2 separate regions of the Homo sapiens genome follow, and region 1 is linked to region 2. Evidence: chromatin contacts called from ENCODE Hi-C data. All regions are on one chromosome and are shown on one strand. Each heading gives the region's core, a stretch centred on a gene start or an enhancer-like site at or near the end of the contact. The rest is flanking DNA. Distances are from core to core; before and after follow the strand shown. Region 1 holds the start of SIX3 (SIX homeobox 3). Region 2 has its middle 86 kb from the start of LINC01121.

What was found. A loop is a pair of places that touch in the nucleus more often than their neighbours do. Pooled maps may share reads with other maps.
Region 1: a pooled map shows a loop between it and region 2 (8-fold over the local background). The contact joins the promoter of SIX3 here to the enhancer-like site in region 2. A Hi-C loop is called at or near these places in 1 of 168 maps with a recorded cell type or tissue (naive thymus-derived CD4-positive, alpha-beta T cell), 7 of 37 single-sample maps with no recorded cell type and 7 of 50 pooled maps.

What each region holds. Positions count from the first base shown.
Region 1 is chr2:44,938,913-44,944,771 of GRCh38, forward strand. It overlaps SIX3 (SIX homeobox 3), which reads left to right and starts at 2,790. Exons shown (of 2, transcript NM_005413.4): 1 at 2,790-3,998; 2 at 5,656-5,859. The coding sequence starts at 3,193. The coding sequence ends at 5,848. SIX3-AS1 (SIX3 antisense RNA 1) reads right to left here and starts at 2,966. Exons shown (of 2, transcript NR_103786.1): 1 at 2,798-2,966; 2 at 1,242-1,921. It overlaps LINC01833 (long intergenic non-protein coding RNA 1833), which reads right to left and starts at 287. Exons shown (of 2, transcript NR_147195.1): 1 at 1-287. RefSeq lists a silencer at 1-112 and enhancers at 454-955, 956-1,455, 2,224-2,750, 3,833-4,557.
Region 2 is chr2:45,166,155-45,172,482 of GRCh38, forward strand. No RefSeq gene overlaps it. Among named protein-coding and RNA genes, the nearest start is that of LINC01121, 86 kb to the right of the region's middle. RefSeq lists enhancers at 2,938-3,438, 4,304-4,933. Within about 2 kb of position 3,202, at least 8 of the 41 ENCODE cell types and tissues checked have a DNase peak (open chromatin) inside an H3K27ac peak, as active enhancers do.

The sequences.
Region 1 (5,859 bases), core at 1,540-4,039, 230 kb before region 2:
GAGCTCGGCTCTGCTGGGAGGCGCGGACAGCCCGGGGCTGCCACCTGCCCCACCGGGTCCTGGCGCACAAAGCTACACGCCTCTCTGCAGCCCTCTGCCCTGCTTCGCGTTCCGGAACCGCGGTCGCCACCCAAGCAGGCGGGGTGCGGCAGGGCGGCAGGGCGGCAGGCGCTGGGGCAGAGGCTGGGGGGCGGGGGTGTCGCCAGAGTCTCAGCCCCACTTGCCTCAGTTCTCCCTGAGTGGCGATGGTTTTTTATTTCAGCGCTTTCGGCAGAGCCCGCAGCACCTGCCCAGCCTCCCTCCGGGGCTGGCCGGGCAGTGGCAGGGAGAGGCCAGGTCGCCACCACCCGGAGGCGGGGGTTTCGGGGACGGGGAGGGGACTGACCGGGTTCACCCGCCCGCCCGGCGCCTGGGTCCCCGGCTCCGGGGGATGCAGTTTCGGGGTCACGAGCTGCTTTCAAAAAGTTGAACACAATATTCGGAAACCCACCCGTAGGAATTCTCCCCCCACACGCGGCACAATACCCACTCCCCTCCCCTTTTTCATTCCTTCCTCCCCCGCTTCCTCCTCCTGCCCCTTCCCCCTCCCACCCTTCAGCCTATAATCCTTCCCCTACGAGAGAAAGGGATCGGGAAGAAAACATGAAGTGTCTGTTTTTGTGTCCCAACCTTTGGGCTCTTTCTGGGCCCTCAGTGAATGACCGCCCAGAGCTTTCAGCTGCGTGGAGAAGGACTCATGGCCAGGAGGAGAGGAAATATATATGGAGTGGAGAGAGCACTGAAATGGGGCTTGGCAGGTCTTCCCTTTGGAGGAATATTTTTCTGCCCCAGTCGTCGTGTTGAAGACCTGCTACCCCACGGCTGTCTCTGGCTAAGTGAGCCAGTATTGGCCCCTCGCCGGACCCAGGGCCTCCCTGCCGCCCGGAATCCTCCAAGGAGGCTTGCACTTGTCGGCTTGCTCTTCTCCCCGGCCCTCAGAGGCCTGGCACTGCGGGAGTCAAGGCCTAAGCAGGGCTCCAGCTCGGGGTTTAGGGGCTGGGACACTCACAGCCCCAGTCACGTTAGGTTTCCCATTTAAATTCTCTCTCAACCTCTCTTTCTCTCTTCCCTCATTGAGATCACCAAAGTGGTGTGGACACGGCGCCTTGCCCCCAGATCTGCATCGGAATGCAGAAAAGATCTTTAAAAAAAAAAAAAAAAAGTTTTGAATTCCTCAATGATTTTTCTTCTGGAAAGGCAGCTTAGGATAATTATTTCAGCTTTATTGAGGGCAGATTAGTTGAAGTCTGGGCGCTGCGTTTCAATACGCGTTGTACACGGGCCGACAATGTGGTCATTGTTGGCTACTGTGTGTGAATCCATTCAACATATACACTTTTTAACACCAAACCGAGTCCTGTCTAAATATACACAGTGCTCAGGGAAAGACGTCTCTGACCCCGACAAATCTGCGTAAATCACACTTCCATAGTTACAGAAGCCTCACAAAGGGAGGCCCGGCTCAAGATGCTGATTACAGCTTCTTAAAAGCAACATACCTAAGAATAAATACCCATGCCTGGCCTAGGGGCTGTGGTGGCCAGAGGCAGAGAGGGCCCTCTGTGTTCTATGGGCCTTTTGGCGTCTGTTTTAGGCTTTCGATGTTACTTTCCCTAGAGAAATTAGACAGTTTAAAAATAATAATGGTAATTATTATTATTTTACAATACGAGCAAACAAGCAATTTTCAGGCCTTATTCACTTCATCCGGGTGGCTGGCCTCCAAAGTTTGAGTGCCCTCTGGGGCTGGCAGGCAGGACCAGAGCTCCTTCTGTTGTGTGGTGAGGAGTGGGCATCTGTAGGACTTTTCTGGGTCCAGAGGGCTCTTGGGCTTCTCGGCTCCCGCAGCTCCTCCACCACTCCTCAGAGAGGCAGCTGAATTCTGGGAAGAAACAAAGAGTTGAGTTGCTTCTTAAGATGGAAAGAAGTGTACTGTTTGGACTGTTATTTTAAAATACAGGGTGGTGGGGGAAATCGAGGCTCCTTGGCCGGGGAGGGAGTAAAGAGAAGCCTAATTGATGAAGAGGGAGTTGAGGTGAATGCGGTCCATGGGCACCGATGGGGGAGGCAAGAGCGGCCTCCAGCACCCTGGGAATTGGGCTCAGGCTCCCTGGCGCCAGATACCCTCGGAATCCGGGATCCCCGGCTGGCGCCACGGCCCGCTGGGCCAAGGTCGGTGCTTGGTGGGCCCCATGATCTCATCTCTCCTTTCTTCCTTGCCACTATTAGTGCTCACATAGGCAGAAAGAGGCGGCCCGACGTGCAAACCATGTGCAAACCGCGCCCGCTGGGCTGGTCAGCCGTCTTTCCTTGCCTGCCGACCTGGACTATGTGGAGCCTGGGGGACCCTCTTGCCTCCCAACAAAATCCCCTCTCTAATTGCACATCCCATTCAACAACTCTGCCCAGGGCTTTTCGAATTTCTGGATCAACTTCTTTAGGAAAAAGGGAAGAAGAAGTCTCAGAGACAGCGGTAGAGAAAAGAGGAGAGAGAGGGAGAAGAGAGAAGAGAGGAGGGGGAGGTAGCGAGATTAAGAGTTGCAAAGATAAAAAAAATTCTCTTTATCCCCCCACTTCTCCCTCCTTCCCTGCTCTCCCCCTCCCCCCGCCCTCTGGCTAAGTGGTAAAACCGTCCTTACGTTCTCGGTATTGATTGGCAGGGCTGACAGTGATTGGCAGTGGTTGCCGTGGCAACGCCACAACGACACGCCACAGACCAATAGAAAAGCGAAACAAAATGTTTCAATGCTGCACTCACTGTGGATTTAGGGGAGATATTATGAGGCTGTTGTCATTAGGGCGATTGCGGTGGAATCGCTGAATCTTGACTCGGCGGTGGTTGGCTCTCCCTCTCCTCTCTCCCTCTCCCTCTCCCTCTCTGTCTCGGGTTCTCTCTCTGCGCGCGCGCACCGGGCCGCTCTCCTACCTCCCTCTCTATGTGGCTGCGCGGGTGTGTGTGTGTGTGGATGTGTGTGGGGTGTGGGTGTCCCTTACGCCCTTCCTCCTCTCCCTCCTCCTCCTGCTCCCCCCTCCTTTCCTTCTCCTCCTCCCCCCTCTCCTCTCCCTCCTCCTGGTCCTCATCGCCCCTCTCCTCCTCTTCCTCCCCTCTCTCTTCCTCTCCCTGAATTTTCTCCTCTCCTCTCAGGTCAGTCCATGGTATTCCGCTCCCCCCTAGACCTCTATTCCTCCCACTTCTTGTTGCCAAACTTCGCCGATTCTCACCACCGCTCCATACTTCTGGCGAGTAGCGGCGGCGGGAACGGTGCGGGAGGCGGCGGCGGCGCGGGAGGCGGCAGCGGCGGCGGGAACGGTGCGGGAGGCGGCGGTGCTGGCGGAGCAGGCGGCGGCGGCGGCGGCGGCTCCAGGGCCCCCCCGGAAGAGTTGTCCATGTTCCAGCTGCCCACCCTCAACTTCTCGCCGGAGCAGGTGGCCAGCGTCTGTGAGACGCTGGAGGAGACGGGCGACATCGAGCGGCTGGGCCGCTTCCTCTGGTCGCTGCCCGTGGCCCCCGGGGCGTGCGAGGCCATCAACAAACACGAGTCGATCCTGCGCGCGCGCGCCGTGGTCGCCTTCCACACGGGCAACTTCCGCGACCTCTACCACATCCTTGAGAACCACAAGTTCACCAAGGAGTCTCACGGCAAGCTGCAGGCCATGTGGCTCGAGGCGCACTACCAGGAGGCCGAGAAGCTGCGCGGCCGCCCACTCGGCCCGGTGGACAAGTACCGCGTGCGCAAGAAGTTCCCGCTGCCACGCACCATCTGGGACGGCGAGCAGAAGACGCATTGCTTCAAGGAGCGGACTCGGAGCCTGTTGCGGGAGTGGTACCTACAGGACCCCTACCCCAACCCCAGCAAGAAACGCGAACTGGCGCAGGCCACCGGCCTCACTCCCACACAAGTAGGCAACTGGTTTAAGAACCGGCGGCAGCGCGACCGCGCCGCGGCGGCCAAGAACAGGTTAGTGGCGGGGCCCGCGGCCTGGCTACAGCCTCAGAGGCCTGGGAAGGGGAGAGGGGTTGAGATGGGGCTAGCGGAGCGGCCGCTGAGAGCCAGGGAAGCCGTGACTCCTGGCCAGTCGGAGAAAGTTTCCGCTTGTCCGGGACGCGCGGAAGAGGGGGCCGGGCTGGCTGTGGGTGTATTGATTGCTTTGACCAAGAGGGGCTTTCGTCAGGGCAGAGAGTGTGTGCTTGCGACCCGAGTACCCGCAGCCCCTGGGAGACTTAGCCCTGCGCTGCACCCGTGCCTGCCTCCTCAGCCCTGCCGCCAGCTCGGCGATCCTCTGGAGCCTAGAGACAGGGAGGGAAGGAAAGCACTCTTTGCCATCTGGTTCTTATTTCTGTGCGTTGCAAAACCCCGAGAGAAATCCACTAGCGTCAGAGAGAGGAAAGTGAACCTGGGTCCCTATCACAAGGGGAAAAGGCCAGAGGCCACTGCGCAGCGGGCCTGTTTCCCCGCAACGCTGCACGTTGCCTGACCGGGAGCAGGAGAGCCGGGCTGGGAGTGGAGAGGCCTAGCGTGTGCGTGTGCGTGTGTGTGTGCACGCCCGTGTGCATGTACTCGCCCTCCTGTTTCAGCCGAGGAGAATCCCTTTGGTCCTCTAAGCTGGGAAGCGGGCACGAGCAGCCTCGTTGCCGGCAAGTTGGCCACAAAGTCACAAAATTGTATAGGGCTTGACCAACATCACAGGAGCTGGGCCTGGGGGAAGGAGAAAAAGAACCAGAGGGAAAGAAGTGGATAGGCGAAAGGAGTGGGGAGAGAAGGGAGAAAGAAAAGAGGAAGTTGGGTGAAAGCCCTGATGTGGAGCCTGTGTCTTTCTCTATCCAGCCAGGAAGGCCCAGGGCCTGGTGTACTTCAGGGAGCAGGACCCCCAGCTGCTGACAGCTGCCCGTGGGTGGGGGCTGGGTGTGAGTTTCTGGAGGTGTGTTCGAGTTTAGGCGGCCGGGACCTGAGCCCATGGCCCTCTCACCCCTGCCGTGGAGCCCACTTTTCGTCTGATGAGGGGAGCGCCCAGGGTCAAGCCAAGGCCTCCTTGTGGAGAGAATTCCAGACACCAGGTCCAGGCAGAAGGTTCCCGGTGGGGGAAAGGGCAGCTGGAGACTGCTCTGTGCGCCTCTCTTGCCTTCTCCTTTGCCCCTTTTCTGTCTCCCTGCTCTTTCCCCACTTTTCCACCGCCAGCTTTCCTATTTTCTCTACCCTCGGTCCTGCGCTCTGCGCTGGCATCCAGAGAGCAAAGTATGCAGTTCTACCCGGAGACTGGCCGGGCGGTGGGGAACCCGCAGCTCCCGGTGTGTGTTTGAGGGAGCAGGGACGGGGTTACTAGGGGAACTCGACCGGTCGCGGGGCAGCCGGCTCAGTTTGAAGAGCCCCAGGGACTGCGGAGGGAAGAAGCGCCCGGCTCCTCTCCGACTTCTGCTTCTCCAGGGCTTGGCGTACTTTGTCGCTTGCACCCAGGCCTCCCCAAGCGGCCGGGCTCGGGTTCTGCCTCTCCTCCGAGGCCAGCCTCTATCTGAGAAGACTTGGGATGCTCCCGAAAGCGGAATGGGGAGCGGCGGCGCGGGGGAGCCGGGTGGCGGGCCTCTGTGTCAGGGCGGGCGCGGATCTCTTTCTCCCGCAGGCTCCAGCACCAGGCCATTGGACCGAGCGGCATGCGCTCGCTGGCCGAGCCCGGCTGCCCCACGCACGGCTCGGCAGAGTCGCCGTCCACGGCGGCCAGCCCGACCACCAGCGTGTCCAGCCTGACGGAGCGCGCAGACACCGGCACCTCCATCCTCTCGGTAACCTCCAGCGACTCGGAATGTGATGTATGATAGCCAAGGCC
Region 2 (6,328 bases), core at 1,952-4,451:
TTTCTCAAAAACACACATGCAAATAACTTTTTTTTTCTTTGACTCACCTTAAACAAGAACCCAGAGTGTGGTCCTGCTCTCTGAATGGAGACTGTTTGCTTCTGTGAAAACAGAGAGCTAAATTAAATTAGAAAATCCTGGTATTCAGTAGGACTGAATTTCCCTTCCTTCCTACTTTCCCATTCCACAATCTATCACCTAGAGTAATTAAGAACAGGGAGGTATCATCTTCACTGGATTAACCTTAACTAAATTGTGCTCATTCAACATGTGCCCTTTTGATTAGTCCGAGCAGGGCCTGCTGTCTCGGATACACCCACCTTGTAATTCTACACACTTAATTAATTTCAGATGAATAGAGAGGGGGGATAAGCTAAATTCTCCAATTAATAAACTATAAGTCCTTATAAGTGTCAGAGTAGCTCAAGATTTTCATTCTTCCTTTATTTCTTTACTCTGCAAAGGCTAAATGGAGATTGAAATGGAAAAAAAAAAAAACACAACACATACACACAGCTGCAATTGTTTGAGGCTGGTGAGGGGGTGCCTGGGCAGTTTCATCATCGTAAAGGGCAGACCTTAAGAACTGTTGGTAAAATAGATTATTTTTCTGCCAAGCATAATTTTTAATGTCCTTCTCCACCTGGACCTCGATATTTACTTTTTATTTGCACATATTTCCTGTTCTATGCACAGATTCTTGGTTATGAAAATTCAATATTAATGCCACTAATTTTATATTTTTAAATGCATTTCTCAGAAGTAAAATATTATTAATAGTCTGAGAACTTTTCTGAGAAGTGGTTTGGAGTTATTTGTTTAATCATCAAATTTAACAGCTCTCAATAATATAATAAAAATTTGCCCTCATGGGCATCCCTGACAGCAAAGAAAATAATTTCCTTATAATAAAACTGATCCCAAGGATGTTTATATGCTATAATTTATCTCATACTAAAAGATGGCTAGAAAATTATATAAGATAGATTTACAGTCGCTCCTTCAACTCAGAAAATTTATATGTCTAGTTTTTAGTGACTTAAAAACTTCTACTTATCTGCATAATTATATATAAAGAGATTCCCCAGTAGCTTTTATGTCCTATGATTCAACATAATGAGATCAATTATATTCAGGGAATTTAAATTACTGGTACTTAGGGAATAAAACCAACATCACTTTTAGTTTCTTATGATGGTATACAAGAAATTCTACTTACCTAAGACAAAATAACCATCTTAATGCAGCCCATTTTATGTGTTTTAGCAGAGATTTTAAAAGGCCACTAAGAGTTTTTGTCATTTAAGAAACCGTATACTCAGTTCCTTAATGTCTTCAGATGTTAATTTAAGTCTGTTCTGATCTTGTTTCCTACAGTTAGTCTTTTGTTCCAAAATGATTTTTTTAAAAAATGCTTGAGTAATTTTGTTAGTATTTGCCACTAGTCTAGAAAAATTAACTGAAATTCTTGCACTCCATTTTTAACCACTCCAATTCCCTATTAAATACACCTACAAATTAAATAAGGATACTGCTGCTCGATAATTTACCATTAAATGAGTGTAGAATATTTGACTGATTATTTTACTAATTTCTTATATGTGAAAATTCTTAAAATGGTGGAATCATTTGACTAATTGAATGCAAATATTAAATAATTTTTTTATTGATGACATGCATGCTGATAGGCACATCATTTGATGCATCAGCTAATGCCTTGTCAGGTTTGTATTCTCTTTTTTATCTGAGGCTGGGCACATGGGCATTTTAACTCAGGAAGTCTTACTTTCTCTGCCTTCCCTAAAATCAGTGCCTACATTTGACCCTGTGGAAAAACACAAAAGCGAGTAATTTAAATCAGCCCACACCTGCACCATCAGCCAGGCTATCCTTACAGAAACGCTTCGAACATCTTATTCCGGAGCACCTCAAGCGGCTGAAAAGAACAATTTATTCCCCGCTAAAGAACAAAATACTGACATTGAGTTTGTCTTCTTTGGGGTTGGAGGAAAGTTGAGATACTACTCATGAAAAGGCAGCTATGTTTGGCCCTGTGGTGATTTAGATTTACTATACAAACCAACAACTATTTTTGAATGATGGAATTAAGTATTTACACAAGGAGACTTAGCTCTTTAGCTTGGTTATGTCCTGCTGTTTATGTTACATGATCAGAAATCTTGTGAGTGCTGTTTTAGGTGATACATCACCAAGAATTCTTACATTAGGAAAGTAACCATATTATCTGAGATCGTTTGCTGTAGGGAAACCTGCAGCAAATTTTGCACTAGCTAAATTTGTTTAGCTAAATTTTGCACTTTACAAAATAATAGAAAAATTCATTCGACTCTCCCCTCAATGTATAGCATGGTCGTCTCATCACCTTGCAGTTTGTCTCATATGCTTGTGTTGAGCTCTTTTAACAGGACTTCCACCAATAAATTCAAGTTTTTATTCTTGTTTATAACCGGCATTTCCAGGTCCGGCCAGGTCCAAAAAAAAAAAAAAGGAATTGAGGGTTTGCATCGTTTTTCAATATAACTGGAAGCTGTTTTATCACTTTGTATTTTGAGAACCGCTCCCTTTCCCGCACACGCATTGCTGCCTCCTCTCGGGCTTGGTTAATGAGTCTGTGCGCCAAGCCAGGTCGCTCCGGGCAGTTCGCGCTTCCGCGCCTCGGCACTCGGATGACCGTGTCCTATTCGTCTCTCTCGTGAATGTCGCTGAAAAAAAATAAAAGTTTGTTCTAAGCCCGTGGCATTTCCGCGCGCAGATGGAAAGGCAAGTGGGAGAGGAGGGTGCAGGTGCGGGGCGGGCGCGGCGGCCCCTTCAGGCGCCGGGGGCTGGGCTGCCCCCGGCCGGGAGCAGCTCCGCTCCGCGCACGTGGCTGTGGGCGCTGCGGACGGGGGACGGCAGGCGGGGGACGGCAGGCGGGGAGTGGAGGGTGCAGTGCCCGCAGGTGCCGACGGCTTCCTCCCAGAGCCCTTCGCGCCGCGCCTTGCCTGGCTGGTGGCGCGGGGAAACCATGGCAGCATTGCGGCTCCGGCGGGCGGGCTCTGCGCGGGGCCCCACCGAGCTTTCCGGGAGCCTCTCCCGCAGCCGATGGGCATCTAGGGGCGCAGAACGAAGAGTGGGCGCCGAAACGGGTGTAGGCGCTGGAGGCCGACGGGGAGGCCCGGGGCGGTCAGGCTTCTCGGTAGAGAGGGCCGTGCACCTCGCGGCCTGCGGGCTAAGGCGGGGAGCCGCTCCTGCGGCGGCCGGGCGCGCGGACTGGAGGGAGGGAAGCGCCACGGACTGGGGAACCGGGGTGACGGGGAGACGGGGGGGCTGGTGGGGTGAGGTCGGCGGGCAGCAGCCAAGTGTTCTGCAGCTCCGAACCCCGCCACCCTCTGGGCGAACGGAATGGCACCCGCGGAGACGGGCGGGGACGGGCGAAAGCGGGTTTGCTCCGACCCGAAGCTGAGCCCGGGTTGGAGGGCGAGACCGTAGGCGAGAATGGCCGCGCGGGCTGGGAGACCCGGGCCGGTATGGAGTGAGTGGAGCCGCCCGAGGTAGGGTAGTTGGGGATGGTAGTTGTGAAGACAGTCGGAGTCTAGCTCCGGGCAGACGAAACACCGGGGCGCGCCAGGGTCCGTTTCCTCCTTCTCTCTGCTTTCCCACCAGCCCTGTAGATACGGAGCCAGCAGTCGGGCTAGAGCGGAGGCTGAGGGTCGCGGTTCCAAGGGCGGTCTCTCGCCCCGGGTCAGGCCCCACCCCGCGGTGGCGGTCGCGTGGCGCTGTCCTGGAGTTGAGCTGTCCCCGCGCCGCGGCCCGCACGCCCAGGACCGCACACCGCCGCCCGCAGGCAGAGACGCCTGCAACCTCGCCCTCTCGCCCGGCTCCCAGCTCGGGGCTGGGAACCGGAAAGGTGCATTTCCGTGTGGGGTGGGGGCGATTCCCGGCTGTCGGCGGTGGGGCTAGGCCTTGCGGCGGATGAGCCAGACCTTCCCGGCTTTCCAGCCAGCCGGGTTCGGGATTTCCCGACGGTCGGACGGGTGGAGGCGAGGATGGGCCGCTATCCCCCAGCCTCTTCAGGAAGAAGCCGTAGGGCCAAGGAAGGGATGGGTGACGGGGCTCACACCATTCCAGCGCTGCCCTCGAACTCGCGGGCCTCCGTTCCCTTTGCAGTCACTTGGTGTGCGCCCCAGTCCCGGGCAACATTACTGCCCGCGGGCGCCTTGTGTGCATGGCTGCTGCCTGCGGCGCACCGGCCTGAGCCTGGAGGGAGGTGCGGGGCGGGAGAGGCGGCCCTCCCTGGGTCTCCCCTGCCTGTCACATCTGCACTTATTTAAAGCTCGGCTGGTGGTCCGCGCTCTCTGGAATGCCAGTTGCGGGCCTGGCCTCCTACGGCATTTGCACTGATTAGCTAGCGGGTCATGGGGGAGATGAGGGGCTTAGGGGGGCAGACCGGAGGTTCACAGTATTCCGCCTGCCTCTGTCCCGCGTGCTAATCGGAGCCCAGTGATTCCCGCTGCACCAATGGCTGAGTGTGTTAGGGAGCAGAAAACCGAACTTGAAGGATGTTGGATGCGTCTGGGAACCGGCCATTGCCACTTAGTAGTATGTTGTGGGCCGGCGCGCACACATGACCCTAAATCTCTGCAGGCTCTAGCGCTGAAGCGGGCGGAGAAGGGGAACAAGTGCTGTGACCCCAAGTCCTAAAAGTTTGTACGCAGTGTCTGGGATATGCAGTATCCTTGATGCGAAACTCTTAAATGTTTGCTGGTGCAAGTCCATACAAAACGAGGTTGGCCTGCCTCGCTTAAAATACCGTACACAAAGCGTAAAAAAGGCACGGGCAATCCGCATCGAGGACGCCACCCCAAGCGCAAGAGGCCCGGTGCAAATTCATCGCTGAAAAACAAGCTGGGTTCTAATTTACTGTGACTCCCACGGGCGCAGGGGTTGGGAGGAGAAGCAAAGGGGGACATTTTTTTATTTTTGAAGCCTCAAAAAGTTCGATCTGATTTTGCATTTGCCTTTGGACTTGGTATAATTAAGGGTGAAAATAAGGCCCCTCTGTATTTCTATTCCCCTTTGCTTTTCTGCGGAGCTTTTACCTCAGAGGAAAGTTGTTTTAGTAATCTGGGAAAGAGAAACCATGTGCTGAGTCAGCAAAAACGCGGCACCAGGCCAGTTCAGCTCAATTATACTGCTGTGTGTAATGTACACACTCTATATGCCTTTGTGGAAATAATGAAAAATATATTAGAATTCTCATGGCATAGCAATGCCCACGAAGCCTGTTGGCAGTTGAGAGCCAGATTTCCGTGTCTTCTAATACAAGGAAACAGGTTCTGAACATGTCTTCTAACAAGCCTTAGATCCAAGGCCACTTAATGTGAGAGGACAAGAAAAATGCAGTTCTCAAAACAACACAAAATATTTTACTTTTTTTTCAAATGGTCGTGTTACAGAATGCTTAAATACTCCTTTCTGCTTGTGTTCTTCTGACAAGTGTTCAAGGTGGCTCCAACAGATGGAATCTTAATTTTTATTTTGCATCATTAAATGCATTTCTCAAAACTGATTCTTGAAAAGGTCTGAAAAGTCTCCTTGCAAGTCCCGTTAGAACCTTGACCATGCATTCTCATTTGTGTGGAAGGAATAAATGTTTTCAGAGTCACTTGGAATGAAACTCTCTTAAACTACTAAGCAATTATTTTTCGGAATAATTGCTTTTAACTGTCCAAGTGTTACCTGAATTTGCAGTATGTGAACATTTCAGCTGTTAAGCAACAGTCTAAATTGTGCTTTTTAATGACACACATTCAGTATTTCTGGGGATATTTCTTCATAGTTATTTTAATTCTAAGAGTTTAGTTGCAGAAAGTGACTTTTGAAAAACAAAAATAGCATATTACATAAAGAACTAACCAGAAGTTTGCCTCAGTTTCATTTGTCTTTTCTACCTCAAAATGTGAAATTAGTACATCTTTTATGCTTTTACTATTTAAAGTCTTAAAAATATATAGTTGTGTTTCAGTATAATGCAGAAATATCTGGATGTGAAAAATTCAGTCTGTCACCCAACTTCCAGATGTTTGGTACTACGCAGACAAAACATCAGAATGAATGACCAAATTTTTTTCTCTACAATCCAGATGGCTTAGTGCCTCTTGCTTCTATAAGGAAGCATATTTTCCTTTCTCTAAACATCACATCCTACTGTAGCCCACATAAGGCATGATTTACACTCCTTCAGCTACAAAATGTTAGGCCATTTGGAGTGCAGCAAAGCAATCAGTTAATGAAACTATATGTTTTGGTGAATGTAGTCCAAGTCCAA